Regions from separate parts of the Homo sapiens genome. Here regions 2, 3 and 4 are each linked to region 1. Evidence: chromatin loops called from intact Hi-C (ENCODE). Cell type or tissue: heart right ventricle. All regions are shown on one strand. Each heading gives the region's core, and the rest is flanking DNA. Links, peaks and the distances in the headings are about the cores only. Region 1 holds the start of LOC124901657 (a long non-coding RNA gene). Region 2 overlaps ZNF680 (zinc finger protein 680). Region 3 has its middle 70 kb from the start of ZNF680. Region 4 overlaps LOC124901658 (a long non-coding RNA gene).

What was found. Hi-C counts contacts between places; a loop is a spot of excess contacts. Peaks named below come from ENCODE experiments on the same cell type or tissue, not always from the same donor. Only the 100,000 strongest peaks of a DNase experiment are listed, where the experiment ranks them.
Region 2: a loop joins it to region 1, with 2.2 times the contacts of the local background. A loop is called at or near these places in 9 of 110 quality-filtered maps.
Region 3: a loop joins it to region 1, with 4 times the contacts of the local background. A loop is called at or near these places in 4 of 110 quality-filtered maps.
Region 4: it touches region 1 in a loop (3-fold over the local background); 6 of 110 quality-filtered maps call a loop at or near these places.

What each region holds. Positions count from the first base shown.
Region 1 is chr7:64,564,776-64,572,663 of GRCh38, forward strand. LOC124901657 (a long non-coding RNA gene) reads left to right here and starts at 3,900. Exons shown (of 2, transcript XR_007060357.1): 1 at 3,900-4,193. It also overlaps the pseudogene LOC100133092 and the pseudogene LOC100129293. In heart right ventricle, for the core only: a CTCF peak has its summit at 4,739; no DNase peak of the experiment used is centred there; H3K4me3 peaks cover 1,508 bases.
Region 2 is chr7:64,512,052-64,519,939 of GRCh38, forward strand. ZNF680 (zinc finger protein 680) reads right to left here. Exons shown (of 4, transcript NM_178558.5): 4 at 7,827-7,888. Among named protein-coding and RNA genes, the nearest start is that of ZNF680, 47 kb to the right of the region's middle. In heart right ventricle, for the core only: no CTCF peak of the experiment used is centred there; no DNase peak of the experiment used is centred there; H3K27ac peaks cover 696 bases.
Region 3 is chr7:64,488,876-64,496,763 of GRCh38, forward strand. No RefSeq gene overlaps it. Among named protein-coding and RNA genes, the nearest start is that of ZNF680, 70 kb to the right of the region's middle. In heart right ventricle, for the core only: no CTCF peak of the experiment used is centred there; no DNase peak of the experiment used is centred there.
Region 4 is chr7:64,459,714-64,467,601 of GRCh38, forward strand. It overlaps LOC124901658 (a long non-coding RNA gene), which reads right to left. Exons shown (of 2, transcript XR_007060358.1): 2 at 2,968-3,529. Among named protein-coding and RNA genes, the nearest start is that of ZNF680, 99 kb to the right of the region's middle. RefSeq lists a silencer at 2,970-3,125. In heart right ventricle, for the core only: no CTCF peak of the experiment used is centred there; a DNase peak (open chromatin) is centred at 4,138; H3K4me3 peaks cover 1,063 bases; H3K27ac peaks cover 441 bases.

The DNA of each region.
Region 1 (7,888 bases), core at 1,792-6,791:
ATTATTTATCTTTTTCAAAATATCATTTTGGTTTCTGTTTCTAGCTATCTCATGTAAGTGGATTCGGACAGTATCTGTTTTTTGTGATTGTATACTTTATTTATGTTATTAAGATTCACCTCATTTTTTAATGTTACATTTCCTGATTTTGAAAAGTTGAGTTTAATATCTTCACTTATATCTTATTGTACACAGGAGAATTTATACTGGAGAGAAACCCTCAATCAGTTGTTGACACTTTCTTCAACTTTAGGAAATTTGTATTTTAGACAGACCCTATGAATAATATAATAAATAGAGAAAAACCATTTGTTCTAAGAAGTATACCTTAGAAAACACCAGAGTGTTCACATTAAATAATATTCTTCAAATTCAGTAAATGTAAAAAAAATTAGAAATCAAGTAGAAGTAATCATCAGGTAATTCGCAGTAGAAAACTCTAAGACACTAACATTTTAGACATTACTCTAAACAGTGTTTATTATACAGAGTAATCCAAAGTTAAAATATATCATTTACTTTTGTGTAAGACTAAAAGAAGCAAGGATTTATCTTTTGAGGCGTTATAGTTATATTTGACTTTTCTTGTTTTGCATGAAAAGAATTTTAAATTTTCAAAATATGAATGTTGAGGTAATTTAACTCTCAAATCACTTGATGTTATGCCTTCATTTGTAGCATTTATAGAAAAGCATTTGATCAATTGTTGGCTGCATTAAAACTATGAAAAATGCTTCTATGTTAGATTTGCTTTATTTATTTATTTATGAGATGGAGTCTTGCTCAGTCACCCAGGCTGGCGTGCAGTGGAGTAATCTAGACTCACTGCAACCTCTGCCTCCCAGATTCAAGCAATTCTCCTGCCTCAGCCCCCCGAGTAGCTGGGGCCACAAGCGCACACCACCATGCCCAGATAATTTTTGTATTTTCAGTACAGATTGGGTTTCACTATGTTGGCTAGGCTGGTCTTGAACTCCTGACCTCAGGTGATCCACCTGCCTCGGCCTCCCAAAGTGCTGGGATTACAGGTGTGAATCACCACGCCTGGCCTCATTTTTTTTTTTTTTTTTTTTTTGAGATGGAGTTTCGCTCTTGTCACCCAGGCTGGAGTGCAATCGCGCCATCTCAGCTCACTGCAACCTCCGCCTCCTGGGTTCAAGCGATTCTCCTGCTTCAGCCTCCTGAGTAGCTGGGATTACAGGCACCTGCCACCACGCCCGGCTAATTTTTCTATTTTTACTAGAGACAGGGTTTCACTACATTAGCCAGGCTTGTCTCAAACTCCTGACCTCAGGTGATCCACCAGCCTCAGCCTCCCAAAATGGTGGGATTACAGGCGTGAGCCACCATGCCCAGCCTCTCATATACTTTTTTATGGAGGATTATAGATACTGAAATTTAAGATGCAAGGAGAAAATTTAAGTGTAGACTCTCTTTGTGATTGACTCTATGGTAAGTCATAATACCCACAAAATGCATGAGGGAAATGTTTAGAGTCATAGTCTACTGCATTATAGTCAGAAAAATTTGAAGTTTAAAGAAGTAAATTGGTTTTACCAATTGCACATTAAGACAATAAAATACAGTTAATTCTAAGATGCTTGTTTTATTTTTTGCTTCAGTGAAAACTCAAACTTAATTGACAGTATTTTCAAAATTTCAGTCAAATTTTCAATGTGACATCATCTGTGTGTGTGTGTGTGTGTGTGTGTGTGTCTTCTTTTTTTTTTTTTTTTTTTTTTGGCGGAGTCTCACTCTGTCACCCAGGCTGGAGTGTGGTGGCACGATCTCGGCTCACTGCTACCTCCGCCTCACGGGTTTAAGCAATTCTCTGCCTCAGCCTCCCAAGTAGCTGGGATTACAGATGCTCGCCACCAAGCTGGGCTAATTTTTGTATTTTTAGTAGAGACTGGGTTTCACCATCTTGACCAGGCTGGTCTTGAACTCTTGACCTCGTGATCTACCCGCCTTGGTCCCCCAAAGTGCTGGGATTACAGGCGTGAGCCACTGCGACCAACCACTTCATCTTCTTTTTAATTTATGGCTGCCCATCTCCTGCTTCTATAATCTTAGCACGCTTCAGATTAGGTGGAGTCTTCTCTTTTACATCAGGGCCATCTTTGCACTTACTCCCAGTCTTTTCCAGATGCAATTTCCGGCAATCAGCTTCCAATTTACGTTGCTCAATCACAGGTGTTTATTCTTTCTCTTGTCCAGGTTTAATATCCTAATTCTCAGTTAGTGTTCTTTTTTTTTTTTTTTTTTGAGATTGAGTTTTGCTCTTGTTGCCCAGGCTGGAGTGCAATGGCATAATCTCAGCCCACTACAACCTCCGTCTACTGGGTTCAAGCAATTCTCCTGCCTCAGCCTCCCAAGTAGCTGGGATTACAGGCATGCACCACCACACCCGGATAATTTTTTTTTTATATTTTTAGTAGAGACAGGGTTTCTCTATGTTGGTCAGGCTGGTCTCGAACTCCTTACCTCAGGTGATCCACCCACCTCGGCCTCCCAAAGTGCTGGGATTACAGGCGTGAGCCACCACACCAACCAGTGGTTTCTTTTATTGAGATTCACGGTGCTTCTGGGAAGCCATGAATGCAACCAAATCAGATTCCTCTTGACCATCTCCTCTTCCTCTGAATCTTGATCTTACACATGCACTCATCACTGCAACTAGAAGACAGTGAACTGAAGACCACCAAGTCTCAGTCTCAGGTGAAAGAGTCTCAACCATTGGAATGCAAGCCACATCTAGCCTGTGTGAACATAATTTTTTTTTTTTTTTTGAGATGGAGTCTCCCTCTGTCGCCCAGGCTGGAGTGCAGTGGCGCAATCTCGGCTCACTGCAAGCTCTGCCTCCCGGGTTCCCACCATTCTCCTGCCTCAGCCTCCTGAGTAGCTGGGACTACAGGTGCCCGCCACCACGCCCGGCTAATTTTTTGTATTTTTAGTAGAGACGAGGTTTCACCGTGTTAGCCAGGATGGTCTCTATCCCCTGACCTCGTGATCTGCCCGTCTCGGCCTCCCAAAGTGCTGGGATTACAGGTGTGAGCCACCGCACCTGGCCGTGAACATAATTTTTTTTTTTTTTTTTGGAAAAAGGCATTTATTGGTGTGGTGGTCTCAACAATCCCCATGAATTGGAACACACAGCCCCCAGGGCCTCCCACCCCCTCCCTAGAATCCCTCCCCAGTCCCACCCCATCCCCTGGACCCTGGGAATGGAAGACAACGTGGGATGGGGCCCATGCCCCCGTCTGAGGTACAGTCACTGAGCCTTGCCCTCTCCTCTTCTCCACCAGACTCTGAGTGGTGTGGTTTGGGGTGGGTGTTTATATAGAGGGTCTCGTGGGAGTCGGAGTTGGTGACATGGCATCTTTATCTGGGCTCAGGATGTCTGTGTGATGCCTCTCTGTCCCCCACTTTGTGTGGTGTGGTGTACCAGGGCGGAGTATTCCTACAATCAGAGCTGAGGCTGCAGCCTCTCAGCGTCCCTTCCTGACAACAGATGCCTACCCAGGGGGAAATACAGCTAGTCACCAGCTACAGGACAGCTGGAGCCAGGGGGCTATTGCTGGTCACAGTCGCTGGTGTGTGTGTGTGTGGTGTGTCTGAGTGTGTGTGAGGGCGGTCAGGTAGCCTTTGGGAAGTACAGTTGGTGGAGAGGCCAGGAAGTGATAGACCAGCAAGCCCACACCTGTGGGCCAGCTGCAAAGGCCCCAGGGGCAGCTGGCTGGTTCCGCAGGTGGGGAAATCAAGGCCAAGGGGAGTGGTGGCAGGGGTAAGGCAAAGCACTGAAACAGACAGGTGACTCCTGCCACCAGTCTGACAGTTGGATGGAAGCACCGATTGGCCCAAGAGGGGGCCAGAAAATCCAGGGTGGGTAGGGACAGGAAAAGTGGGAAGGTCTCAGGCCACTGAGCCAGCGATGGAGCCTCTGGCTACAGGAAGCTGGTGGTTGACAGCAGGGAAGCCCAGAACCCAGATGGAGGTCCCCCACTTACTCGCAAAGGCTGAATGACAGCTTGACAGGTGAGTGCGATGCCCCTCCCCACTCCCAACCTGCCAGGAGTTGTCCTTTCGACAGGGGGAGGGGTCAGTGTGCCTGCATATATTGGGGAAGCAGGGAGCCTGGTAAGCCTCTCTTCACAGCTTCCACTGCAGAGCCTCATACCTACCTCCAGCCAGAGGTGAGAGGCAGTAGGGTTGGGGACAGTGGACATGGGGGTTTCGGGGGTGGGAGGACGGTTGAGTCCCTTCCCCCAGCCCACCCACACACACACACACAGAGACACAGACACCTACACACGCATGCAGGCTTACACTCACACACCCACACCCACACAAGCCTGTTGACAGCCTGAGCTAAGAGAGAGGGGTATGGGGTGGCGGGAGTGGGTCACAATCGGAAACGTGAACGGGTAGCGAGAATGGCTGTAGAAAGATACATAATTTTGCGTTACCCCTCACAGTGATGGGTTCTCTAAAGATCTTTCTTCCTCTGCCTCCTCCTCTTTCTCCTCTTCTCTTCTTCCTTGGTGGCCGAGAGCCCTTCTGCCCCCACGAGACCCAGGGCTCTTGCTCCCCCTTTTCTCTCACTCTTGGCCTGAGGCCCCCTGCAGGGGGAGGCGAGCTCCACTGGGTTGCGCCTACATTCTCCACCACAGCCAGCCCAGGGCGGAGAGGAGGGCCAGGGGCCCTGGGGGCCTCGGGGCTGAGTTCTCCAGGGATCCTGGGCACAGGAGCCGCATGGAGGCGCTGGACGCTCCCAGCCGGTTGGCGGCGCAACACGTATAGTTGCCGTAATGCCGGGCGCTCATGTTGGCAAAGAGAAGCATCGAGCGAGTGCGCTCCATCTGCACCTTCAGGCCCTCGGCCGTGCCGCTGCTCAGTAGTCTGTCATCCTTATACCACTGGAAATCCGCGGGGGAAACCGCCATGGCTTCGCAGCGCAGTAGGCGGCCCGGCCCAGCGCGGTGCGGGCGCTGGTCACGTCCGTGATGGTCGGAGGATAGTTGACTGTGACCAGCACGCGGCGGCTGTCGGGCGCCGAGTTAACCCCGTTGTGAGTCACGCACTCATACTCCCCGGCCTGGCCCCGCAGGATGTCAGAGATCTCCAGGATCTCTCCCTCCGAGGTGAAGCCGTCTCGGAGCTGTCTCCAGGTGACCGTGGGCTCTGGCCGCCCCACGGCCAGGCAAAGCAGGTTCACATTACCTCCCTCATTCACCATCACAGGCGACGAGATGTTCACAACGCGGGCAGGGACGTGGACAATGAGGTAGACCTGAGTGGTGTACGGCTGGTGGCGGGTCTGGAAGGAGCAGGTGTAGAGGCCCTCGTCGCCGAGCCCCACCTCGGTGACGAGGATGGAGAACTCCTCGGGGGTGTTGATGAGCAGCCGCACCCGCGGGTCCCTGGTCCTGCGGTCGTTGCCGGCGTACAGGATGTTGGAGCGGTTCAGCCAGGCCACGCGGGTCACATGCTCGTCCATGAAGCAGCTGAGGGTGGCGTTGTCACCTTCACACACTGTGTAGTTGTCGGCAGGAGAGTTGAACTCCAGCCTCTGGGAGAGCAGCCCCCGGCTGATGACGGCCAAGCCGGCCAGGGCGGCGGCGGCGAGAAGCCGGAGCCGGGCCCCGGGCGCAGCGGGGGGCATCGCGGCAGAGGCGGCACGGAGGGGGAGGGGAAAGGGGGGGCCGGTCCGGGGCGCGCGAGGCCTGGGGGGAGAGGGGCAAGGGGGAGGGGGAAGGGGGAGGGGGACCCCGCCTGCGGCTGCACCGGCCCGGGGTCGGGGGAGGGGGCTGGGGGGCGCGATCCATAATTTTTAAAATCAAACAAAAGTGGCTTTAGTGTGTTTAAATTGTTGTGCATTGAATGAAGTATATCCTGTCACCATCTGTAACCTATCCCACCTTAATCAAGGCTGCAGGTAACAAATGGTAATAATACATTATTGGGTAACATAGTAAAATGACATCTCTAGTAATCCCTTTTCCCAGTGCCTTTAAACTTCAAATAATTTGAAGAATGTTGTTCTCATAGATAACAACTTTATTTTTTCTATTATTTTTGTAGCTACAGGGCTATAATCTTAGTTATTATAAACACTTATTCAGAAGGATTTAATCATTCTTGGATCTTTCAAAGTTGAAAATACTTTAGTATATTTATGCTGATTGGAACCATTTACAATTAACATGTAATAAAGCATAAAGTCATTATCCAATTTTTCTAATTAATTAGCTTGTAGCAGATGACCATAAGAAATATTTATTTAATTCTGTTATGGCAATTGCTAATTGCCATAGTACATAGTACCATAGTAAACTGAACCTAACTGGATATATAAATAGACTGTAACCCATTCTTGTACCAACTACTGTGTTTATGCCAATAAAAGGACATCAACTTTTCGAACTATGTTCAAATAAGACATATCTCAAGCTGTAATCAATCTGGCTGTTTCTGTACCTCACTTTCTTTTTCTGTATGTTACTTTGCTGTTTCTGTCTATAAATCTTTTTTTACTATGTGGCTGTGTTGAAGTCTGAGCCTACTCTGGGCCCACAGATTGCCTGATTTGCAAATAATACTTTGCTCAATTAAACTCTGTAAAATTTAATTTCTCTAAAAGCTTTTTTCTTTGAAACGTTTTCAAATTTTTTTCTATGAAAAAAATAAGTAATGTGTTGTTGGACTTTGATTTCTAAACTCATCTCTCAGCTGTTTTCTCCACATTATTCTATGTCTTTTTTTTTTTTTTGAGATGGAGTCTCACTCTGTCGCCCAGGCTGGAGTACAGTGGCGCAATCTCGGCTCACTGCAAACTCCACCTCCTGGGTTCACGCCATTCTCCTGCCTCAGCCTCCCGAGTAGTTGGGACTACAGGCCCCCACCACCACACCCGGCTAATTTTTTGTATTTTTAGTAGAGACGGGGTTTCACCATCTTAGCCAGGATGGTCTTGATCTCCTGACCTTGTGATCTACCCGCCTCGGCCTCCCAAAGTACTGGGATTACAGGCATGAGCCACCACACCAGGCCAATTAATTTATTTGTTTTGAGACAGAGTTTTGCTCTTGTTGCCCAGGCTGGAGTGCAATGGTACGATCTCGGCTCACTGCAACCTCTGCCTCCCAGGTTCAAGCGATTCTCCTGCCCCAGCCTCCTGAGTAGTTGGGATTACGAACATGTGCCAACACTCCCAGCTAATTTTCTATTTTTAGTAGAGATGGGGTTTCTCCATGTTGGTCAGGCTGGTCTCAAACTCCCGACCTCAGGTGATCTGCCCACCTCAGCCTCCAAAAGTGCTGGGATTACAGTCGTGAGCCACCACGCCCAGCTATTTTATTTTCTTTTGAGACAAGGTCTCACTCCATCACCCAGGCTAAAGTGCAGTGGTGTAACCAATCATGGCTCACTGCAGTCTTAACCTTCCAGGCTCAAGCAGTCCTCCTGCCCCAGCCACCCGAGTAGCTGGGAATACAGGCATGCATTGTCATGCCTGGATAATGTCTTTTTCATGGAGACAGGATCTTACTATGTTACCCAGGCTGCACTTTAACTCCTGATATCAAATAATTCTCTCATCTCAGCCTGCCAAAGTGCTACGATTACAGGTATGAGCCACCATGTGCTTATGCAATTTATTGAGATTATTTCCAATAATAAACAGTACTATTTGGGCACAAATCTAAAAGGAATCTGGCTTCTATTTTAGAAGTGTTACTCTCCAGGATTTAGAGCCCTAGAGAGTGAGTCTCAGCCCAGTCACTTAATAGCTGTGGGTGTTTGGGCAATTTCTTGATGTGGAAGAGTTCTATAAGCCACATATATCCAAAAACAAAGCAAAACAAAACAAAAAGCTGAAAAACAGAATGAT
Region 2 (7,888 bases), core at 946-5,945, 54 kb before region 1:
TTGGTCTCCAAAAAAAAAAAAGCACTATTAAAAATAAATATCCAAGCCATAAATATATTTTAAAAGGTTTCATGTTTTTCTCTTCATAAATCTTTTCTAAAAAAAGTTTCTTAAGGGGCTGGGCACAGTGGCTCATGCCTGTAATCCCAGCACTTTGGGAGGTCAAGGCAGGTGGATCACAAGGTCAAGAGATCGAGATCATCCTGGCCAAGATGGTGAAACCCCTTCTCTACTAAAAAAAAAATACAAAAATTAGCTGGGCTTGGTGGCGTGCGCCTGTAGTCCCAGCTACTCAGGAGGCTGAGGCAGGAAAATCGTTTGAACCCGGGAGGCAGAGGTTGCAGTGAGCCAAGATCGCACCATTGCACTCCAGCCTGGGCAACAAGAGCAAAACTCCGTCTCCAGCAAAAAAAAAAAAAAAAAAAAAAAATTTCTTCTCAGTCAACTAAATGACTTTTCTCCACTGTGCCTTGCCATTCTTGGTCCATTCATAAAAGGTCCTAAAATAATTTCTGGTGGCCCAAAACTTCTTAAAAACAAGAACACCACAAATCTCATTTAAAAAAAATTTTTCTCATAAAATCCCTAAAAACTGTATTCCTAGCCCTGTAAATAAAAACTGTATTTCTAGCCTTGTTCCTAAAGGGCTTTACCCAGAGGCCAATAATCCAGTTAAAAACTGGCAAGTAAAAAATCTTGTAACTACTAAATCTTTTTTTTTTCTGTGTGGTTATACATGTGTTGTGTGTGTAATGTCTATTTAAAAAAGCTCTAATTAAAAATAAGTGCTTAAATCAATTTTTTTAAAATGAAGGCTGTGGTACCTTTCAGTTTATGTAACTTTAATCTTTAAAAAATAAAATCAGCCTTAAAACTTATTAATAAAGTATAAATGTCTTCAAAATGTAAATAGGTAATCAAAATTATTCTGGCCAAATATTAAATTTGCTAAATGTTTTAAGGTTGTAAACTGCTCCTTTGGCCTTTAAAAACTGTTCTATTTGCCTGCTTCACAATGAGTAAGGCCAAAAAGCGTATGTGCCCCTAACTATGCTAAAAAAAGTCAAAATTCATCTGCACCTAGAACATAACTAAAACAATTTACCAGGTTTTACATTCAAGTTAAAAATTGCTGAAAGTTATCATTATAACATATAATTAAAACTACTAAAAAAAATTTACATGCAAGGTATGCAAAAGCAGTAAAATGTGTTTTTAGTAAAATCTTTTTTAAAAGTACGTTTTGCCTAAAAATAAAAAAAGTCTTAAAGCAAAAGCTTTAAGCAAATTGTAAAAAAAAAAGAATTGTAAAAATTAATCTTGCAAAAAAATTCTGTATGTAAACATATCAACTAAAATTCAAAAGGATATTATATAGTTTTTCAAATTAAGCATTAAAATACAAACACAAGGTTTTATTAAAGCACTAATCAACTCTTAGCAAAATTTGTAAAGGGTTATAAAAGGTTTATAAAACTCTCACCTCATGGTCTAATTAGTTAAAATTGAAGAAAATTGTTTATAAGGTTTCATTAAAATTGGGGTTAACATTAACAGTATGCAAAAGTAAAATTTAGCTTTCTTTCTTTTAATTAAAAATTTTTTTTTTTTTAAGATAGATTCTCGCTCTGTCACCCAGGCTGGAGTGCAGTGGCGTGATCTCAGCTCACTGCAACCTCTGCCTCCTGGGTTCAAGCTATTCTCCTGCCTCAGCCTCCTGGGTAGCTGGGACTACAGGTGCTTGCCACCACACCCAGCTACTTTTTTTATTTTTAGTAGAGACGGGATTTCACCATGTTGGCTAGGATGGTCTTGATTTCCTGACCTCATGATCCACCCTCCTAGGCCTCCCAAAGTGCTGGGATTACAGGCGTGAGCCACCACACCTGGCCAATCAAAATTTTTATGTAATAATAAGAGCTAGTAAAAGGTTTTGCTTTTTCAAATTTTAAATCATCATTTTAGCAAAACAAATAACTTACGGTAATTTAAAATTTTATTTCAGAATATCAAGTGTTTTAAACCTCCAACATCTTCAACAAACTTCACAAGATCAAATTTCAGTTTCAAAGTTGTCTTTTCTAATGTCTAGCTCTTGAGTTCTGCAAGGGGCTCCTGGGGCATCCAAAACAGAGGTTAACAAAATTATTTAACAAGTTTAGGTATATAAAATTGCCAAATTAATATCTAATCTTCTTCAGGTTATATTTTAGTAAGTATCATTAACATATGTTCCAAAACCATATAAAATATCTAAGATTCTAATGTCTAAATGTGCACCATCAATCACAATTAAGGTTATGTTATTATAAGCCACAAAAATAACCACATTTCTTTGTCAATTGTGCTGCTAACTGTAACCACCCTAAACATTTTGTCATTTATAAACAATTGTTATTTTAATTTTCTTCAAAAAATGGTTTACAATTAGCTGTAAAACTTTAACAAATGTTCTCCAATGCAGGTTTCTCATAACAAAACAAAACTCATAAATAGCTCATAATAAAAAAATTCTATAATAATAAAACTCATAATAAAAACTCATATTTATAAATGTCAATAAAATAAACTCACCACTCATTAATAAAACTCATAATAAAAACTTATAATATTTATAAATATCAAGCAAAACAAAAGTTAACAAAATAAACTAAACTAATAAAAAACAAAAGCAATGTTTTTAACTTTTGCTTAAACCATTGCTAATCTTGGCTGGGTGTGGTGGCTCATGCCTATAATCCCAGCACTTTGGGAGGCCATGGCAGATGGATCACCTGAGGTCGGGAATTCAAGACCATCCTGACCAACATGGAGAAACCCAGTTTCTACTAAAAATACAAAATTAGCCGGGCGTGGTCGCGCATGCTTGTAATCCCAGCTACTTGGGAGGTTGAGGCAGGAGAATCGCTTGAACCCAGGAGGCGGAGGTTGCAGTGAGCCAAGATCGCGCCATTGCACTCCAGCCTGGGCAACAAGAGCAAAACTCTGTCACACACACACACACACACACACACACACACACAGACACACCCACACACAAATTGCTAATCTTTATTTTGCTTTTCAAAGTAAGTAAGAATTTCTTAAAACCTTTTAACAAGCAAGGTACACTCCTGTAAATAAAATTTAAAATGCATTTCTTTCTCTCAGCCTAGCTCCTCTAAAATCTAAAAACTAGTTAAATTATTCTTGACTTACAACAATATAGTTGTTTGCATCAGTGCAACACACACACATACACACACACATAAATGTGCACCTCTTCCAAAAACCCTTAAACTAGCACCCCCCCCTAAAAAATCCTAGCTACTGTTCCCTACACAATGCCCCTTTCAAGCAAAAAGCAGTCCAAAAAAATCCAATGCCTAATCTCTATAAAAATAGTTAGGGTTTCCACTCCTGAGTGGAGACTGAAAGAAGTTTGCTTGCCTTAGGTAAATAGCAACAGAAAGGTCTCTGAAAAGTCCCCAGCCCATGAGTCATTGCCTCCACCCCATATAATGTAAAATGCAGCCTGGAAAAAAAAATTCAAGCTGCAGGCACCAATAAAAAAACAGGCACAAAGTATTGTGCCTAAAAACATGCCCACAACTGCACAAATAAAAAAACCCTCCAGCCTATTTACATAAAAACTTGCACAAACCTCTAGCTCACTCAAATAAAAAACAAGGCCTGGTATAAAATGCCTTTATCCTTTATATAATCAGAGGGCTCCACAAAAAGTTTCTTCTCCTTTTGTGGGCATAAACACAGTGGGCTCCAGTGGGCACTCACCTTTATTTAAACTATACAGCGGCTCCTATAAATCATCATTTCAGACCCTAATTGGTCCCAGGCCAAGGTCCCAGGCCAAGCTTTCACTTCAGCTTCTAATAGGTCCTGGGCCAAGCTAAGCAGCATCTATATATCATCATTTCAGCTTCTAATTGGTCCTGGGCCAAGATCTCAGCCCAAGCTTTCTAATTAGTCCCAGGCCAAGCTAAGTCACAAGATCTCCAAAACAGCCCACAAACTAAGCACATTTCTTTTTATTCCTAGTCCATAATAACCCTGAACCCCAGCCTCACAGGGGGAACTCCTACTCAGAAACCCCTCTCTGCTAGCAAAAAGCTTTCTTCTTTTGCTTATTAAACTTTCACTCCAACCTCACTTTTGTGTTCGTACTTTTTAATTTTCATAAAAATAAAACAAAAAACTCTAAGTGTTATCTCAAACAAAAGAAAACCTGTTAAATCTTGTTGCATTGCTAAAACTACATAGAACTACTCTAGGAATATACCAGGAAAGGCAGGATAATTCACAGTCCCTTTAAAGGAAGCAAATAGCTCCTGTAGGACCTGGGAGACAGCCCAAATATTCTGAGTGCCCAAACTGTAAAAATGGAAAATGGGGCTTTATAAGCTCCCAAATTTATAAAACAATAACTATTAGACCTAAGAAATTAAATAGACAGAAACATAATAATAGTGGGGGACTTCAATACTCCACTGACAGTACTAGACAGGTCATCAAGATAGAAAGTCAATAAAGAAAAAACGGATTTAAACTACACCCTGGAACAAATGGGCTTAACAGCTGTTTACAGAACATTCTAGCCAAAAACCACAAACTATGCATTTTATTAATCAGGACGTGAAACTTTCTCCAAGACAGAACATATGATAGGCCAAAAAACAAGTCTCAATAAATTTAAGAAAATTGAAATGATATCAAGTACTTTCTCTGACCACAGTGGAATAAAATTGAAAGTTAACAACAAAAACCTTTAAAACCATTCAAATACATGGAAATTAAATAAACTGCTTCTGAATGATCATTGGGTCAGCAATAAAATCAAGACAAAAAATATTTAAAAATTTTAATGGAATGATATAGTGACAAAACCTATCAAAACCTCTGAGATACAGCAAAGGCCGTGCTAAGAGGAAAGTCCATAGCTTTAAATGTCTACATCAAAAAGTCTGAAAGAGCACAATATACTAAGGTCACACCTCAAGGAACTAGAGAAACAAGAACAAACCAAACCCAAACCCAGCAGAAGAAAGGAAACAACCTAGCTCAGTGCAGAACTAAATAAGATTAAAAAGAAAAAAAGACAAATGAAACATAAACCTGGTTTTTTAAAGGATAAATAACATTGATGGACCATTAGCAAGATTAAGAAAAAAAGAGAGAATATTCAATTAAGCTTAATTAGAAACAAAACAGGAAATATTACAACTGACATCACAGAAATACAAAAGATCATTCAAGGCTACTATGAACACCTTTACACACATAAACACAAAAATCTAGAGGAGATAAATTAATTCCTGCAAATGTACAACCCTCCTAGCTTAAATCGGGAAAAATCAGAAACCCTGAACAGACCAATAACAAGCAGTGAGATTAAAATCGTAATTTAAAAAATTAACAACAAAAGAAGTCCAAGACCAGACAGACTCACAGCAGAATTCTACCCAACATTAAAAGGAAAATTGGTACCAATCCTATTGACACTATTCCACACGACACGGTAAGAGGGAACCTCCATAATTCATTGTATGAAGCCAGCATCACCCTAATACCAAAACCAGAAAAGGACATAGCCAAAAAAGAAGACTACAGACTGACCTAATGAACACAGAGGCTAAAATCCTTTAAAAAAAAAAATCTAACTGAATCCAACAACATATCAAAAAGGTAATCCACTATGATCAAGTGGGTTTTGTATCAGGGATGCAGGGATGATTTAACATATACAAGTCAATAAATGTGATACACCAATAAACAGAATTATGAACAATGATCATCTCAATAAACACAGAAAAAGCATTTGACACAATCCGGCATTCCTTTATAATTAAAACCCTCAGCAAAATCTGCATACAAAGGACATATCTCAATGTAATAAAAGCCATCTATGTCAAACACACAGCCTACATAACACTGAACAGGGTAAAGTTGAAAGCATTCTCTCTGAAAACAGGAACAACACCAGGATGTGTACTTTCACCATTTTTATTTAACATAGCACTGAAGTCCTAGCCAGAGCACTCAAATAGGAGAAAGAAATAAAGGGCATCCAAAGAGGAATTTAAGCTGTCACTATTTGTTGATGATATGATTGTATACCTAAAGAACCATAAAGACTCCTCCAAAAATCTCCCAGAACTGACAAGTGAATTCAGCAAAATTTCTAGATACAAAATTTATGTACACAAATCAGTCACTCTGCTATACACCAACAGTGACTGGGTTGAGAATTAAATCAAGAATGCAACTTTTTTTTACAATAGCTGGAAAAAAAATACTTAAAAATATACCTAAACAATGACATGAAAGACCTCTACAAGGAAAACCACAAAACACTGCTAAAAGAAATCACGGACGACACAAACGAATGGAAACACATCCCATACTCATGGATTGGTAGAATCACTATTGTGAAAATGACTACATTGCCAAAAGCAATCTAGAAATACAATGTAGCTCCCATCAAAATAGCAACATCATTCTTCACAGAATGAGAAAAGACAATCCTAAAGTTTACATAACTTTATACTATAAAGCCATAGTCACAAAAACAGCATGGTACTGATATAAAAATAGGCATATAGACCAATGGAACAGAATAGAGAACCCAGAAATAAAACCAAATACTTACAGCCAACAGATTTTTGACAAAGCAAACAAAAACATGAAGTGGGGAAAGGAAACCCTATTGAACAAATAATGGAGGGATGTTTAGCAAGCCACATGTAGAAGAATAAAACTGGAAACTCATCTCACAACTTATACAAAAATAAACTCAAGATAGACATAAGACATAAATCTAAGACCTAAAACAGTAAAAATTCTAGAAGATAACATTGGAAAAACGTTTCTAGACATTTGCTTAGGCAAAGACTTCATGAATAAGAACCCAAAAGTAAATGCAACGAAAACAAATATAAACAGATGGGGCTTAATTAAACTACAAAGCTTCTGCAGAGCAAAAATAATCAGCAGAGTTAACAGACAACCCACAGAGTGAGATAAAATATTCACAATCTATACATCTGTCAAAGGACTAAGATCCAGAATCTACAAAAAACTCATATAAACCAGCAAGAAATAAAAACAATCTCATTTAAAAGTAGGCTAAGGATATGAATAGACAATTCTCAAAAGAAGATATACGAATGGCCAAGAAACATATGGAAACTTGCTCAACATCTCTAATTATCAGAGTAATGCAAATGAAAATCACAATATGATACCACCTCACTCCTGCAAGAATGGCCATAATTAAAAAATAAAAAAATATAGTGTTGGTGGGGATGTGGTGCAAAGGGAACAATTTTACACTTCTGGTGTGAATGTAAATTAGCACCATTATGAAAAATAGTGTGGAGATTTTTTTAAAGAACTAAAAGTTGATCTATCATTTGATCTAGCAATCCCACTACTGGGTATCTATCCAGAGGAAAAAAAGGCATTATATGAAAAAAGATACTTGCACACACGTTTATAGTCTATGTGCCTATTTGTATACCAGCACCATGCTGTTTCGATGACTAAAGCTTTATAGTATAGTTTAAAGTCAGGTAATGTGATGCCTCCAGATTTGTTCTTTTCTCTTACTCTTGCTTTTGCTATGTGGAATCTAAAAGAAAATTTTATTATTTTTGATCACATCAGTTAATCTGGAGGACAGCATATTAGTTGAAATAAGCCAGGCACAGAAAGATTAACATCTCATGACCAAATAACATATTGTTACTCTCTTTTACCTCCCTCCTTGAGTAAAGTGAAAAAGGTTAAAGTTAATGGCATAATAACGCTTCATTGAATGCACAATAGTCTTAACATGTTAAAGAAATGTTTAATTATAAAATTAAGCTTATACATAATCTAAAAATTTTCA
Region 3 (7,888 bases), core at 1,196-6,195, 76 kb before region 1:
CTTCCTGAATTGCATTTTCCTGCCTTTTCTTTCATTTCAGCCTAAGAGAATCCCTTTTAAGGTGTCCTGATCCTTTACAGTAGTAACAGACTGGGAGGGAAAGAGTTCTCAGACCAAGGGAGCTTAAAATCTTTCTACAGCTGACAGGTTTGAGAACTTAATTGCTTTAGCTGTAAGTGGGCACTCTTCTGCTTTTCTTTTTTTATCATAGTGTAGGATAATTGGTCAGCTAAGTTAACTAGTTTACTAGTTCTTACTGTGGCCCAGTTTGTTATGTGGCATTTTACAAGGCTGGCTAAATCATCATCTACTCCATTTAAGAAATTCACATTTAATAATGTATCATTTTATTGTTTTCAAAGCAATCAGCTCACATCCCACAATATTGTCTTAAAAGTTTTATCAAAATGTGTGAAATAATCTAAAACTGATTTATTTGGGTTCTGGTGGCATTGTTGGATTTTTTTCCAATCCACAACCCTTTGGAACACTGAAGGAATAACATTTAACAGAGCAATCGCTCATTCCCATGCATCTTTACACCTGTCTTCTGGATTTTGGGGGCTGGTTGTTGTGGCTCTATTGGACCTTCAGGGGCTAAATCAGCTATAGGGTCTGACCATTGTGCTTTTTTCCAGCCATTCGTTATCTTTAGCTTCTGAGACCAACATGTGAACTAGCAGATAAAGGTCTGAATGACCTGGGTCATAGGTTCTGATAATGAGCTCAAATTCTTGGGTACACCTGATTGGAACTTTATGGGAGTCAGGACTTTTTTTTTTTTTTTGAGATGGAGTCTTACTCTATAGCCCAAGCGGGAGTGCAGTGGAGCGATCTCAGCTCACTGCCACCTCCACCTCCTGGGCTCAAGCGATTCTCATGCCTCAGCCTCCTGAGCAGCTGGGACTACAGGCACACGCCACCAAGCCCAGCTAATTTTTTGTATTTTAGTAGAGATAAGATTTCACCATGTTGCCCAGGGTGGTCTCGAACTCCCGAGCTCAGGTGATCCACCCACCTCAGCCTCCCAAAGTGCTGGGATTACAGGCATGAACCACCGCACCCTAGCAGGAATTTTTTAAATTATGCTTCATAATTCAGTCTTTGACCAAGGTTAGTAGAAAATAACCTGGGTTCCCCTACCTGTTACTTTTTGTTCCTGAAATGGGGCAATCATGAGAGATGGTCCTTCTTTTTTACATCTTCCAGATGAGACACTGCCATTGGGGCTTTAAGGGAACTGTCAGTGGGTGAGGCCTTTTTTAAGTCAGATTCTGGACTGCCTTCTGTTGAGCGAGTGTGAAAGGGCACAGGTCTGGTCTGGGAAGTTCAGAGAGGACAGGGTAGAGTGGTGCTGTAGGTGGAGGTGAGGGTGGTGCGAAGGGGGAAGTAAGGGATTTTGAGTGTTTTTTGAGAGACATAAGATTAGAGAGTTCCTGATTAGTAGTTCTAAGTTGCTTGTTCGCCTCCTGTAGGGAGGTGAGGCAGTCTTTGCCCCGTTTGCTACTCTCCAAATACCACTAAAAATAACTCTCCCATTCTGGCCGCTTAGATTTGTGCCTGAATTTTTCATCCTGGTTCACAGGTACACTAATTTAGGCATCTCAAAAGATCCCAATTTAGGCCATTGGAATTTAGAATCTGCTTTAGTTACAGTGGCCCACTTAGTTAAATGTTTGCATGATGATTTACCATAAGCATTTTGCATATACCCAGCGGAGTTTCCAAAGGCAGAACCTTATTTTCTGCAGCACGCGGGGTCTTAGAGGCCTTGTTCCCCATAATTTAGAGCTCCTCTTCAGATTTGATCAAGTAGGGACATGTGTCAAACCCAAAATGTGCTGCTTTCAGACCTAGCTTTTCAGGGCCGTTACCCCCTGAACCGGTTCAGTCCACCTGTGTCGAAGCTACTTGGCACAAATGTGTCAGGGGCTCAAGGTGCAGTAGGGTTTGGCTCGTTATATGCCCCTGCTAGATGAGATTGGATTCTAAATATGTTCTTCTGAAAGGGGAAACCTATTTAGAACATCTGCACGTTTTAGGGAGCATTTCTCCTAGACACCCTCACATGATTCCCAGTCATCTGAGAATGCCCCAAAAGGCTGAGGGGAGCAAGGTGCTGTATTTCTTCAGAGTGGAAGATTACAAACTCATGAGCTAGAGGGTTCAAAGTTGGTCAAATCTGATAAGGGAAAGGACCAAAACACACACATACACAACACACACACGCACCAAAAAACAAAAACAAAAACGTTAAGCATAACAACAATCACACAAAATATACAGTTTCTGAGTGCTCTAAGTGTAGGCAGGAAATTAACAACAGCTAGTTGTTAATGCTATTATGCTATTTCAGTCATTTAAAAGAATTTGCACCTGGGTGTGGTGGCTCATGCCTGTAATCCCAGCACTTTGGGAGGCTGAGGTGGGCAGATTACGAGGTCAAGAGATTGAGACCATCCTGGTCAACATGGTGAAACCCCGTCTCTACTAAAAATACAAAAATTAGGCCGGGTGCAGTGGCTTACGCCTGTAATCCCAGCACTTTGAGAGGCTGAGGCGGGCAGATCACAGGGTCGGGAGTTTGAGACCAGCTTGACCAACATGGTGAAACCCGTCTCTACTAAAAAAAAATACAAAAATTATCCGGGCATGGTGTTGTGTGCCTGTAATCCCAGCTACTCGGGAGGCTGAAGCAGGAGAATTGCTTGAACCTGGGAGGCGGAGGTTGCAGTTAGCCGAGATTGCACCACTGCACTCCAGGCTGGGCAACAGAGCGAGACTCCGTCTCAAAAAAAAAAAAAGAAAGAAAAATTAGCCAGGCGTGGTGGCATGCACCTGTAATTCCAGCTACTGGGGGGGTTGAGGCAGGAGAATCGCTTGAACCTGGGAGGCGGAGATTGCAGTGAGCCCGGATTGCCCCACTGCACTCAAGCCTGGGCAATAGAGTGAGACTCAGTCTCAAAAACAAGAACAACAACAACAACAAAAAAAAAAAAGGAAAGAGAACGAGAGAAAGAAGAATTTGCAAGGCAGAATCCCAAACCAGTTTCTTACCTACTTATGGGGCCCATGCTGGAGAAGACTCTCTGCCGATGCAGAAGCAAAAGAGTCTTTTTAACAGCAAATAAACCTCCGACCCCCAGCTGAAAAACGCGGAAAATCAGGGATCCCTGGAGAAAAGGGGTCCCAGACTTCCGTAAATTTCCTGTCGGTTCAGGCCATAAGGTGCCCAAGCCGGTACCAAGCACTGAAAGGTGAACTGCCACAAGCCAGGTAAGTCACTTTCAGTCAGGATCCCTCTGTGGTTACCAGATGTCAGTCGAAGTAAACAACGAAACACATCTCAGTCATTTTAGGAAATTTATTTGCCAAAGTTAAGGACACACCCAGGAGACAGGTCTATGCCTTTTTCTGAAGATGATTTTGAGGGCTCCAAATTTAAAGGGGAAAGGGTGGGATATTGAGAAGCACACAGTTTTTACATAAAAGGGGGCAGAAGAAAAATGTGGGGAATCTGCATTTTACATAACAGACAAAATGGGGTAGGAAAAAAATCAGATATGCATTTGTGTCCGGCGGGCCAGGGTGACTGCACCTGTAAAGATAAGCTATCAAGTTGCATTGCCATGGTGAAGTTTTAACATCTCACCAGGAATTTTCTTGTGTGCAAAATATGGGGGAGGTGTGTAGCCTTTCATCTTGTAACCATCTTATTTAGGAACCAAAAGGGGGAGACAGATTTGTGAGACCCAGTTTCCATGACTAAGATTATCTCAGGAGTACAGGATAAGTTGAACACTAAAATCTATACATGTATATAAAATAGGCACAGAAAAGAGCTCGGTAAAAGCCTTCCAGCAAACTAGAAATAAAAGATGTGATTTTATATTGTAAATATACAAGGTATCTAAAATAAACTACAGCAAATATACATAATAAACTATTAAAAGCTTGTTTTTTAATGTCATAAACATGATAATGATGCTGCTGTAAACATTTTTGTTAACTATTGCATCTGTGGTTCCAGTCAACAGATTAAAATGAGAAATGAGTTATACAATTATACTTGCAAAGAAGAATTAGTCAATAAACTAGTACCTAAACAATTGGTTCTACCTAGGTAGACTGGATACCTGAAAAGCAACTCACACAAAAAACTTGTTCACATAGATTAAGGAATTAAAACTTTTAGGAGAAAATACAGGAAAATATTATAACTGGGGTAAAAATTTTCTAAACATGGCACAAGATAAAAATAATGCATAAAAATATTTATAAATTAGACTATCAATTTTAAACTTGATTATTAATAATGTATAAAAACATGTTTTACTACAGATAATGCAAAGGCAAAGCAAAATTGGGAGAAAATATTTTTAAAAGACATACTACAAAAGATTGATATTTAAAAATATATATATTACAGACCGGCGCTGTGGCTTACACCTGTAATCCCAGCACTTTGGGAGGCTGAGGCGAGTGGATCACCTGAAATCAGGAGTTCAAGACCAGCTGGCCAACGTGTTGAAACCCCATCTCTACTAAAAATACAAAAAAATTAGCCAGGTGTGGTGGTGCGTGTCTGTAATCCCAGCTACTTGGGAGGCTGAGGCAGAAGAATCACTTGAACCCAGGAGGCTGAGGTTGCAGTGAGCCAAGATCACACCATTGCACTCCAGCCTGGGCAACAGGAGAGAAACTTCATCTCAAAAAAAAAAAAAGTTTTTTATATATATTTTTATATATATATATATAACTATTATTTATTAGACTATTATGAATAAGAAAAAGACATTAAATATAGGAGAGATGGCAAGTCTTAGATCTTATTAGATCAATAAACATGAAAAATTCCAACTTCATTAGTAACTATGAAAATGCTAATTAAAACTATAAATGATACACTTTTCTAATTCACCATTTTGTCAAAAATTATGTCTAGTAATTCTAAGTTGGTAAAAATATGGAGTAATTGGAATTCACAAATATCCACTGGCAATAAGATTGATTTATAAATTGATGTATATTTACACTATGCAGCAGTGAAAATGGACAACTACAGCTATGCTAAGCAACATGAAATAATAAAAAAATTATAAATAAAAAAGCAAGTCCCAAATATAAAATGGTAAAATGTATATAAACGCAAAAAACAGGCAACACTAAAATGTATATGGTTTATAGATAAAAATGCATAAATTAAAGAATAACACAAAATTCACATGGTGGTTACTTTGGGTAGGAGGTTAATAAGAGACTTCAGAGGTATCCACTTCTCAGGAGTGTGTGAGAGTTTCATGAAGCCAGCCTGAAAGTTTTATGAGAGTAGAGACCAATACTTTCTTTTCTTCATTTTATTTCCTAAGCCTAGCAAAAAGTATGGCACATTGTGTATGCTCAACACACATTTATTGGTTAAATGAATAAATGCATGCCCTTTGTAAACTGTCAAGGTATGCAAATTGAGACTTTATTATTAGTTACTATAGCTTAGTTAATAGAATCAAATAAAAGGTAATAAACTGTAGCATTCAGAAAGCACTATTAAAAGTTTAATGTTAACCCAGCACTGTTGGGTAAAATAAATTAAAATTTTTCTGTAATCCTAGCACTTTGGGAGGCCAAGCTGGGCGGATCACTTGAGGCCAGGAATTTGAGACCAGCCTGAACAACATTGCAAAACCCCATCTCTACTAAAAATACAAAAATTAGCCAGGCGTGGTGGCGCATGCCTGTAATCCCAGCTACTCAGGAGGCTGAAGCCTGAGAATTGCTTGAACCCGGGAGTCGGAGGTTGCAGTGAGCTGAGATCGCGACACTGTACACCAGGCTGGGCGACAGTGTGAGACTCCGTCTCCAAATTAAAAAAACAAAAAAAGTTTTTAAAGTTGTGACCATTATGATTACATGTAAATTGCCACATGAAGATGGAACATGAAATCTGACTTCAGGTGAGCATAATTTGAAAGGAAAAGGCAAAACAAGAGAAAAGAGTTAAAAAGGACGAAAACTTAATTGGGTCAGATCTGCAGGTTCTACCCTGTGCTGCTTTTTAGGAAAGTTGTCTCCTCTCCTGGCACAGAGGAAGGCTGGCTGGGGGAGCCTGGGCCCCTCTGTCCTCCCCGCGGTGACAGTGGCTGATGTTTGCTCAGGCATGAGGCGCGCCGCAATGCCCTGGGCCTGAGGCTGACGGGCCCCGCCCCTCCTCCTTCCCCTGGACTCTTCCACGATGTCTCTGTGCCCCTGTGCCTTCCTGTGCGTCCCTCTAATGAAAGGGGGCAGTGGCAGCATGAAGCTGGTGGCAGGAACTGGCTCCGCAGGCTGAGGAGGGCTCGCCCAGCTGTGGGAAATGCTCCACTTGACATCGGCTTTCTGTGCACCGATCTGGGCCTCGACCCAGGGTTAGAGCCGTGGCGTCCCTGGCCTGGGCGACCCCGGGGGCTGGCACTCCGGCTGCTGCTGCGGTTGCCGCTGTGCTTGGCTGGGCCGCGGCTGGGACTAGCGCCCACTAGACGTGCAGGAGCCACCCCGCAGGAGGGAGGAGGTGGTATCCATGTTCCCTGAAAAACAGGCTCTGCTGACAAATCTCAGACGCCAGGAACAGAAGAACCGAAAGAAACTGCAAGAGTTTGAGCCAAAAGGATGGACTGTTGGAGTAGCTGAGGGTGAAGCTGCCGGAACTCCTCAAAGTGGAACAGCAAAGCCAGCACCAGAGATGGACAAGAAAAACAAACTATCAACGAAAATTCGCAGAAATCAAAGTTAGATGCTAAAGCAGCGAAAAACCGTTCACGCCACGATAGAAACAGAGTTGATGATGGAGTCTGAGAAACGAATCTTAGGGAGAGAAAGGACAGCAGTGAACATGGTCAGGTGCTGAGGATTCTGGTCCACTGGACCCCACCATCCCTAGGATAGTAAATACCATCCCAGTCATCACCCAGCAAGTTACCACCACAGCATTTCCTGTGTGTTTCAAAAAAATAAATAAAGGTGATTCTTAACATAAGTGCAAATAAAAAGTCATTCATCATAATCTAAACTGTCATAGTTTAGTTTACATTTTAACGTTCTTTATCGTGCTAAAACCTTTGGTTTTTTAAATTTAATTTAATTTGGGATGGAGTTGTTGCCCTACTGCCCTGGCTGGACTGCAGTGACGCGATCTCGGCTCACTGCAACCTCGCCTCTCGGGTTCAAGCGATTCTCCTGCCTCAGCCTTCCGAGTAGGTGGGATTACTGGTGCCTGCCACCACTCCCAGCTAATTTTTGTACTTTTAGTAGACACAGGGTTTCATCATGTTGGCCAGGCTGGTCTCAAACTACTGACCTCAAGTGATCCGCCTGCCTCGGCCTTCCAAAGTGTTGGGCTTACAGGCATGAGCCACCATGGCCAGACAAACATTGTTTTTTAAAGTGGCAGCCACAATTTTTGTCTGTCTGGATATATTTTGGACTTTTGTATATTAAATATAACGTAAAATAGAAACTTTATTATGTTTTAGGTAATCTAACATTGATGTACACAAACAAACTTTACAGATTACTGTAGGATTCAGTAAACGATGTATACGACATTTATGTCTCTAGTTTTTGATGTATTAATTTTATTTTAGAAAAGATTGGCTTCTTTAAAAATGTCTCCAAAAATGTAGGCTTATTTTATAAAATGCCAAAATAGTCAAAAAATGTAAAATACCATTTTGCATTTTACAAAAAGTAAAATACTATTTTGCCGTTTTATACAATAAGCCTGAATTTGCCATACTGTATGAATACTGGTACTCAATTAAAACACCAAATATTTTAATCAAAATTATTTAAACTATGTTTATATAATATCTCAATTTTTAACTACAGCGATAGACATAAACAAATATTTCAT
Region 4 (7,888 bases), core at 1,978-6,977, 100 kb before region 1:
CTACAGTTTTTAGTTACCTAACTGTAGCCAAGATTGGAGATCGTGGCAGCTTTTCAATTAAAACATTTTCTCACTGATTTTGGGTGCAAATTTATTTAATGTGTTTACAGAATAGTTAATTATGAGACCTGCCCTTTTAATGTCTTTCATACTATTACTGTTGCGGGAAACTGAGGAATGGTGAGACCGATATGGAGAACAGGAGGATTGTTTATTTTAGGTATGCACTGGCTCAGTGGATTTGCATTCAAAAAGCTGAGTCTTGAACAAATACAGAGCAGGGTTTTTATAAGCAAACTTACAGAGGCAAAACAAAAGCAGTTAATCATACAATGACAGGTCACGTAATCTATAGCATAACTGTTGACTTAGCATAACTTGTGGCCTTGCATAGCTAGTGACCTTGTAGCTGCGTCAAAAGAAAAACAAGAACTGGCTAAATACAGACATTTGTAAAACATAATCATGCTTAAGAAACCAGGGAAAGGAGTAACAGTAAAAGAATTTGTCTTTCTCTTCTTTTTTTCCCTTCAACGTTGTTCTGGTAGCGGGTAGGGGGGTGGTGTCTGAAGCCCATTCCTTTGGCCTTGGCTTTCCAGACAGCATTATCTTATAACTGTCCTTGAAGTGAGCTGCTAAGCAGAGGAACAGTTATTGTTTTCTTTTTAACCCTTGCCTTGCCTGTTACTTTTCTTAGAGTGAATGAACGCATATTTATTTTTAAATTTCTGCCTCATTACCATCAGCACTAGAAACTCCAAGATGCCTCAAGCTTAAAGTAAAAGCCCTAGAGTACATTGGCTCTTCCCATGTTCTGTGCTGGGTCTAGAATATGCTGGTAAATATTAGAGTTTCTATAGTTATTAAATTTAAAAAACAAAACTGGCTGGGTGCGGTGGCTCACGCCTGTAATCCCAGCACCTTGGGAGGCTGAGGTGGGTGGATCACAAGGTCAGGAGATCAAGACCAGCCTGGCTAACATGGTGAAACCCTGCTTCTACTAAAAATACAAAAAATTAGCCAGCCATGGTGGCACACACCTGTAGTCCCAACTACTTGGGAGGCTGAGGCAGGAGAATCGCTTGAACTTGGGAGGTGGAGGTTGCAGTGAGCCGAGATTGCACACTGCCCTCCAGCCTGCGTGACAGAATGAGACTCCATCTCAAAAACAAAAAAAAACAAAAAAAAACAACAAAAAAAACTAAACTAAAACTATATACTTTTGATATGATTTAGTTAAGTTTATGACAAAGAGAGCATTTGAAACACTTTCATTTTTCTATAATGTTTTTAAAAATATGTTTTTAAATTGATGCATAAAATCTGTATTTATCCATAAAACATGATGTTTTAAAGTATATATACATTGTCAATGCTTAATTCTAGGTAATTAACAAATGCTTTATCTCACATCATTGACACTTTTGCGACAAGAGCATATAAAATTGACTGTCCTAGCATTTTTTAAAAATGCAATATATCATTACTAACTATAGTCACTATTCTGTACAATAGTCCTTTTGAACTTATTTTTCCTAGCCAACTGTAATTATATATCTTTTCACAGACATCTCCACATACATTTCTTTCTTCTAATTACATTAGAATCTGGTAACCACCACAAAACTCTCTACTTTAATAACATCAAGTTGTTTAGATAAGTGAACAACAGTGAAATGATGAGGTGTTAATCTTTCTGTGCTTGACTTACTTTAACAAATATAATTTCCTCTAGGTTCATCCATATGATTGCAAATGACAGGATTTTCTTATTTTGTGTATATACATATACACAAAATATGTATATACACAATATATATAAATATATATACTATAAATATAACCTGAAATATACATATATATTATATATATGTTTATATAAAAAATACATACAAACAAAAAATATATACCACATTGTCTTTATTCACTTATTGGATGATAGACACTTAGACTGATTCTATACTATGAATCTGTGAAGAGTTCTGCAATAAATATAGTAGTGCAGATTTCTCTTCAACATACGTATTTTATTTGTTTTGGGATTTAGACCCAATAGTGCAATTGCAGCATCATATGATAGTACTATGTTAATCTTTTTGAGAAATCTTCATTCTGTTTTTTATAATGGCTTTACTGATTTATATTCACACCAACAGTGTTTAAGCATTCTCTTTCCCCTATTTACTAATACTTGTTATCTTTTTCTTTTTAATAAGAGTCATTCTAGCAAGAGTGAATTGATATCTTATCAATGTTTTGGCTTGCCTTTCCCTGAAGATAACTGACATTGAACCTTTTTTTTAAAGATATGTTTGTCATGTGTATGTCCTTTTTTGAAAAATGTCTATTTTGGCCTTTTGCTCATTTTTAATAGTTGTCTTCTTTGTTGTATAGTCATTTGAGTTTCTTATATATTTTTGATATTTAACCTCTTGTCAGATGTAAAATTTGGAAATATTTTCTCACACATTTTAGTTGTCTTATTATTCTCTTGATTGCAAATGCTGATGTGTAATAGCTTTTTAATTTGAAATAATCTGATTTATCTATGTTTACATTTGTTCTCTAGGATTTTGAGGTTAAATCCAAAACATCATTGCCCGGACTCATGTTATAAAGCTTTAACAATATTTTTTCTTGTAGAAGTTTCAGAGTTTCAAGTCTTAAATTCAAGTTTCTAATTCATTTTAGATGAGTTCTATACATGGTATGAGATGAGGGTCTTATTTTATTGTTTTCATGTGGATATAAAGTTTTCCCAACATCATTTATTGAAGAGACTCTCTTTTTTTAATAACTTGTCACCTTCATCTAAAATCAATTAATTGTAAATGCATGGATTTACTTCTGGTCTCTCTATTCTGCTTCATTAACCTATGAGTTAATTTTTAAGCCAGTACCATACAGTTTTGGCTACTATACCTTTGCAGGATATTTTGAAGTCTGGTAGGGGAATGTTCTCAGCTGTGGGTTTGTTTTTTTTTTTATTTTTTTTTATTGCATAGTGAGAGTCTTTTCTAGTACCGTATAAATTTTGGAATTGTTTTTAAATGTTTCTGTGAAGAAAGTCATTGGTTTTTGATAAAGGTTGTATTATATCTGCAGATCATTTTGTGTAATACAGACATTTAACAATATTAATTATGCCAATTTACAAATAAATATCTTTGCAAGTATTTGTGTATTATTTAGTTTCTTACTTCAACAGTCTTTAGCTTACAATGTAGAGATCTTTAGTTTATAACTTAGGAATAAAATAATCACAGGTACACCAACAGGTGGGCCAGCAATGATGTACCTGTGATTATTTTATTCCTGCTGCCCTCTGCTTTTTACATGGACAGTATCTGTTCCACCCTCGGAACTGAAGAGAGATGTTGGTAGGGAGAGGCTCTTCCTTCACCTCTGGCGGAAAAGATTTTTTCAGGATCTTCATCCCCTGTCGTCGAAGCTACACTTTAATGTAGCAGCTATTGACCAAGTGTGGCTACTGAGTGCCTGGTATGTGGCTGGTCTGAACTGCGATGTTCTAGAAAGGTAAAATACAGAGTTAGTTTCAAAGATTTATTTCCATATATATATATACACTTTATTAGTAATAAATATTTCTTACATATTGAAATGATAATATTTTGAATATAGTGAGTTAATTAAATTGCTACAATCAATTCCACCTGTTTCTTCTTTTTTTAAAGTTTGGCTACCAGAAAATGTAAAATTCACATGTGGCTCACATTTTATTTCAGAGGATTGCCTCCGTTTTAAAATCCCAGGCTGCCTGCTCAACAACCAGAAGCCAGGAAGGTCATAAAATCTGAATTTGTTAAATAATGGTTATTATATTCTTTGCATTTGTGAATAGCCATATAATATATTATTTATAAATGCATATGACCTTATACGCATGGTTAAATGCAAATGCCCTCTGGGGCGGGACTGGCTCAGCTCAGGAAAAAGCCCTGCCTGAAAAGGCGGCAGCTTAGGTTTCACTCTGTCTTCATTCAGCCCAGCATCTGAGCACATCTTCCGCTACTCAGGGCCTGAGTGGGTGGGGCCCTAAACATTATCCAATCAGGATCGCTGGGCTAGGAACCGTCCAATCAGGCACGTAGCTGGAGCGGACAGGACGGCTTCCGGGATTTGGCGCGGCCTTTGTCTCGCTACCATTGGAGCTCCAGGTCTTCTCTTCGCTTTTCTGTGTCCTCTGCTCCTAGAGGCCCAACCTCTGTGTCCCTGTGACCTGTAGGTATTGGGAGATCCACAGCTAAGACGCCAGGACCCCCTGGAAGCCTAGAAGTGGTGAGAGTGACGGGTCCGACATCCCGAGAGAGAGGGAGGGGGCTGGTTGGAACCGGTAGGAAGTGGCTGTGGCGGGACTCGGGCCTCCCCGAAGTCGGCTCCAAATTCCACGGACCTCCCCCGTCCCCACTGAGTTCTCCTTGGCTCAGCTCGGCCCTCAGCCCCCTTTAGCCATAAGATGGCGGCCCGGCTCACAGCAGTGACCCCGGGCGTCCTGTCTCCTCCCTGCGCAGTGACTGTGCCCTGGCCTGGAGTCCTCTCTGGGCAGCTCTGCACCTACAGCGCCGCATCCCTCCCCGATTGTGCAGGGACCGCGAGAAGGTAGTCGGGAGAATCCTGACTCGGGGTGCGGGGTTTATGAATGGGAAGAGCTTTGATCCGTGGGGTTCCCAGTCACTCTTTTCTCCTGTAAAGTATTTATGGGAGTAACCAGAAAAATATTAAAGAATTTAATCAAAGAGTGATTCAAAAATTGTAGAGCACCAAGCTATGGTTTCTAGTTTATGTTCCATCAGGTGGACTTAAAGAAAAGTCATTTTAGGCCAGGCGCGGTGGCTTACGCCTGTAATCCCAGCATTTTGGGAGACCAAGGCGGGTGGATCACCTGAGGTCAAGAGTTCGAGACCAGCCTGACTAACATGGTGAAACCCTGTCTCAACTAAAAATACAAAAATTAGACGGAGGTGGTGGCAGGCGCCTGTAATCCCAGCTACTCAGGGGGCCGAGGCAGGAGAATCCCTTGAACCCGGGAGGCGGAGGTTGCAGTAAGCCGAGATCACGCCATCGCACTGCAGCCTGGGAGACAAGAGCGAGACTTCATTTCAAAAAAAAAAAAAGTCATTTTAAGGTGCATGATGAAGAAAATCAGTGGTTAGGTACAGTTACGTAGTTTCTCAACTTGTATGATCGAGGTGAAAATTTCCTGATAATGTAATCAGCGGTTAATTGGCAGTTTATAGTTGCCTAAATTTTGCTTTCTCCAATATAGTAATTGACAAAAAAATGCACTTGAGTTAGATTTTTGTTTTTTTAAGTAGGAATCCAGGGGCTAGAGCCACCTCAGTCTAATTGCCTGCCATTTAATTATGTTCACACTCCACAGGGGACAGATTTTACCCTGCATTTTTCACATGTGTCCCAAACAGGGTCTCAAGTCTACCCCCCACCCCCTAATCCTTCAGTCTAACTCTGGCTTGCAGTAAAATACTAAATTTCCAGTTCCTTGTGACATTCCCAAATGCCAACTTCCCCTCCCTAATTTGCATGATCAACTATTTGTTCTTTAGTATACATTTTTGATACTGCATTTTAATTAATCATTATTAATCATTATGACAAAGTATTGGATGGCACTTTTTAAAACATTTGTTTTCTGTTTGTAAATATTTCCCATAAGAAGAAAGTTCCACAGACACTGTATTGTAAAAAAGTCTGTGCCTCTTTTTCTTTTATCTTCCCTAGGCACAGAGATCTTGTCAGAATGTTTTTGGGTCATGGTTTCCCTTTGGAAACTATGGGGTGATGTGTTCTCAGCCATCATTTACTTTTTTACTGGTCCTGGGTTTCAGTACTGTCTGGGGATGAACCAAGATACCCACCATGGCTGTCTGCTATAATGTCTAGTGACTCTCAGGTCCTGGGTCATTTTCTCCAATAGGAAAACTGGAGGTATGGAGTGTAGCCTCTTGAAAGAGCAGATGGATGCCCTAGGGCTGAGAGGAATCTCCTGGTATACTATTTTTTTTGAAAAGTTAACCCCGTGAGACATTAAGATTGTCTTCAAGCCAGATTCCATTTCTTGTAGACACATTGCTGGTCAGATAATCAGATGCTGGTATTGAGGGGAAAACACAGAAATAATTTTTGCTCCCTGGATTCTGTATAGGGGCAGAAAAATTGTGAAAGAAATACAACAGAGGAAAAATTGTGAAAGAAGTACAACAGAGGAAAAATAGTGAAAGACAAATAGTGAAAAATTTGTGAAAGAAAAAATAGTATTCCAAAAAAACAAACAAAAACTGACCCCAGTGAGATGGTTCAATAACTTAACCCCAGGTGCAAAGTAAAATGCACCTGGGGCACGCACTGGGGCATAGTGCAATGTCTCCTGAGAGACAGGTTATTGAGCACTTAAGTGAGCAGGATGGGGGGTGAGAATCTCTTAAGCGATTGGATGGCCTGACTTGACACATGAGTCAGGCACATCTGTTTTTTAATCAGCACTGCCACACCATAAATTTGTCACTGTGAAAATATTTGTTTACTTATTTTGACCTCAGTTATTTTATTTTATTTTTTTAACCAAGACCGAGTCTTGCTCTATTGCCCAGGCTAGAGTGCAGTGGTGCGCTCTCAGCTCACAGCAACCTCCACCTCCTGGGTTCAAGCGATTCTTCTGCCTCAGCCTCCGGAGTAGCTGGGATTACAGGCGCACACCACCACGCCCAGCTAATTTTTGTATTTTTAGTAGAGACTGGGTTTCACCATGTTGGCCAGGTTGGTGTCAAACTCCTGACCTCAGGTGTTCCACCCGCCTCAGCCTCCCAAAGTGCTGGGATTACAAGCGTGAACCATGGTACCCAGCCTGACCTCAGTTTTTAAACTGTAAATTGCATTTTATTAAGTAGGGCTTGACAGGTAGAAAAAAATAATTAAAAAGGACATAAAAGAGGTGGGTTAAAAAAATTAATATGTAATCATATATTCCATTTGTTAATAATTCTCATTTACTTTTTTCTTTCCCAGAGTGAGTTTAACAATTTTCTCAGGTGTATTTTTTATGGCTGAGTGATTTCAAACAGAATTTCAAGGCTTAGCTTTTAGATTACTAGCTACCAAGGAAAATTATAGGGAAAATCACTCTTTTATTTTGGTTTTAGAAAATGAATACATTTCCACAAGAAAATGTTGTAGCTAATTGGTGAGTTACATAGATTCATGAAAACATCAGTTTCTTTTTTTGCAGGGTAAGTTTGTGACACTATCTCTGTTCTAGATCCCATTATTTTGATTTCTGAGTTTCTTTTTTTTTTTTTTTTTTTTTTGAGACGGAGTCTTGCTTGTTGCCCAGGCTGGAGTGCAGTGGCACAATCTCAGCTCACTGCAAGCTCCACCTCCCGGGTTCACGCCATTCTCCTGCCTCAGCCTCCCAAGTAGCTGGGACTACAGGCGCCCGCCACCACGCCTGGCTAATTTTTTATATATTTTTTTAGTAGAGACGGGGTTTCACCGTGTTAGCCAGGATGGTCTCGATCTCCTGACCTCGTGATCCGCCCGCCTCAGCCTCCCAAAGTGCTGGGATTACAGGCGTGAGCCACCACACCCGGCCTGATTTCTGAGTTTCATGCTAAATTTTATGAGGTGAAACTTGGTACCACTTAGAAGTGTTCCCATATGACTAGTTGTTTACTACATGATTATTAATGGAAATAATAAAATAATACATTTATTATCTGAAAGGAATAAATACTTTTACTTTTCTTATTGAAGTGTGAAGTGTAAGCAGCGTATAAATTCCTTTCCTTACAGTAACACCATGTTTGAGTAATTGTGCTGGATTTTTCAAACAGTTACTTTCAAAAACCAAGTG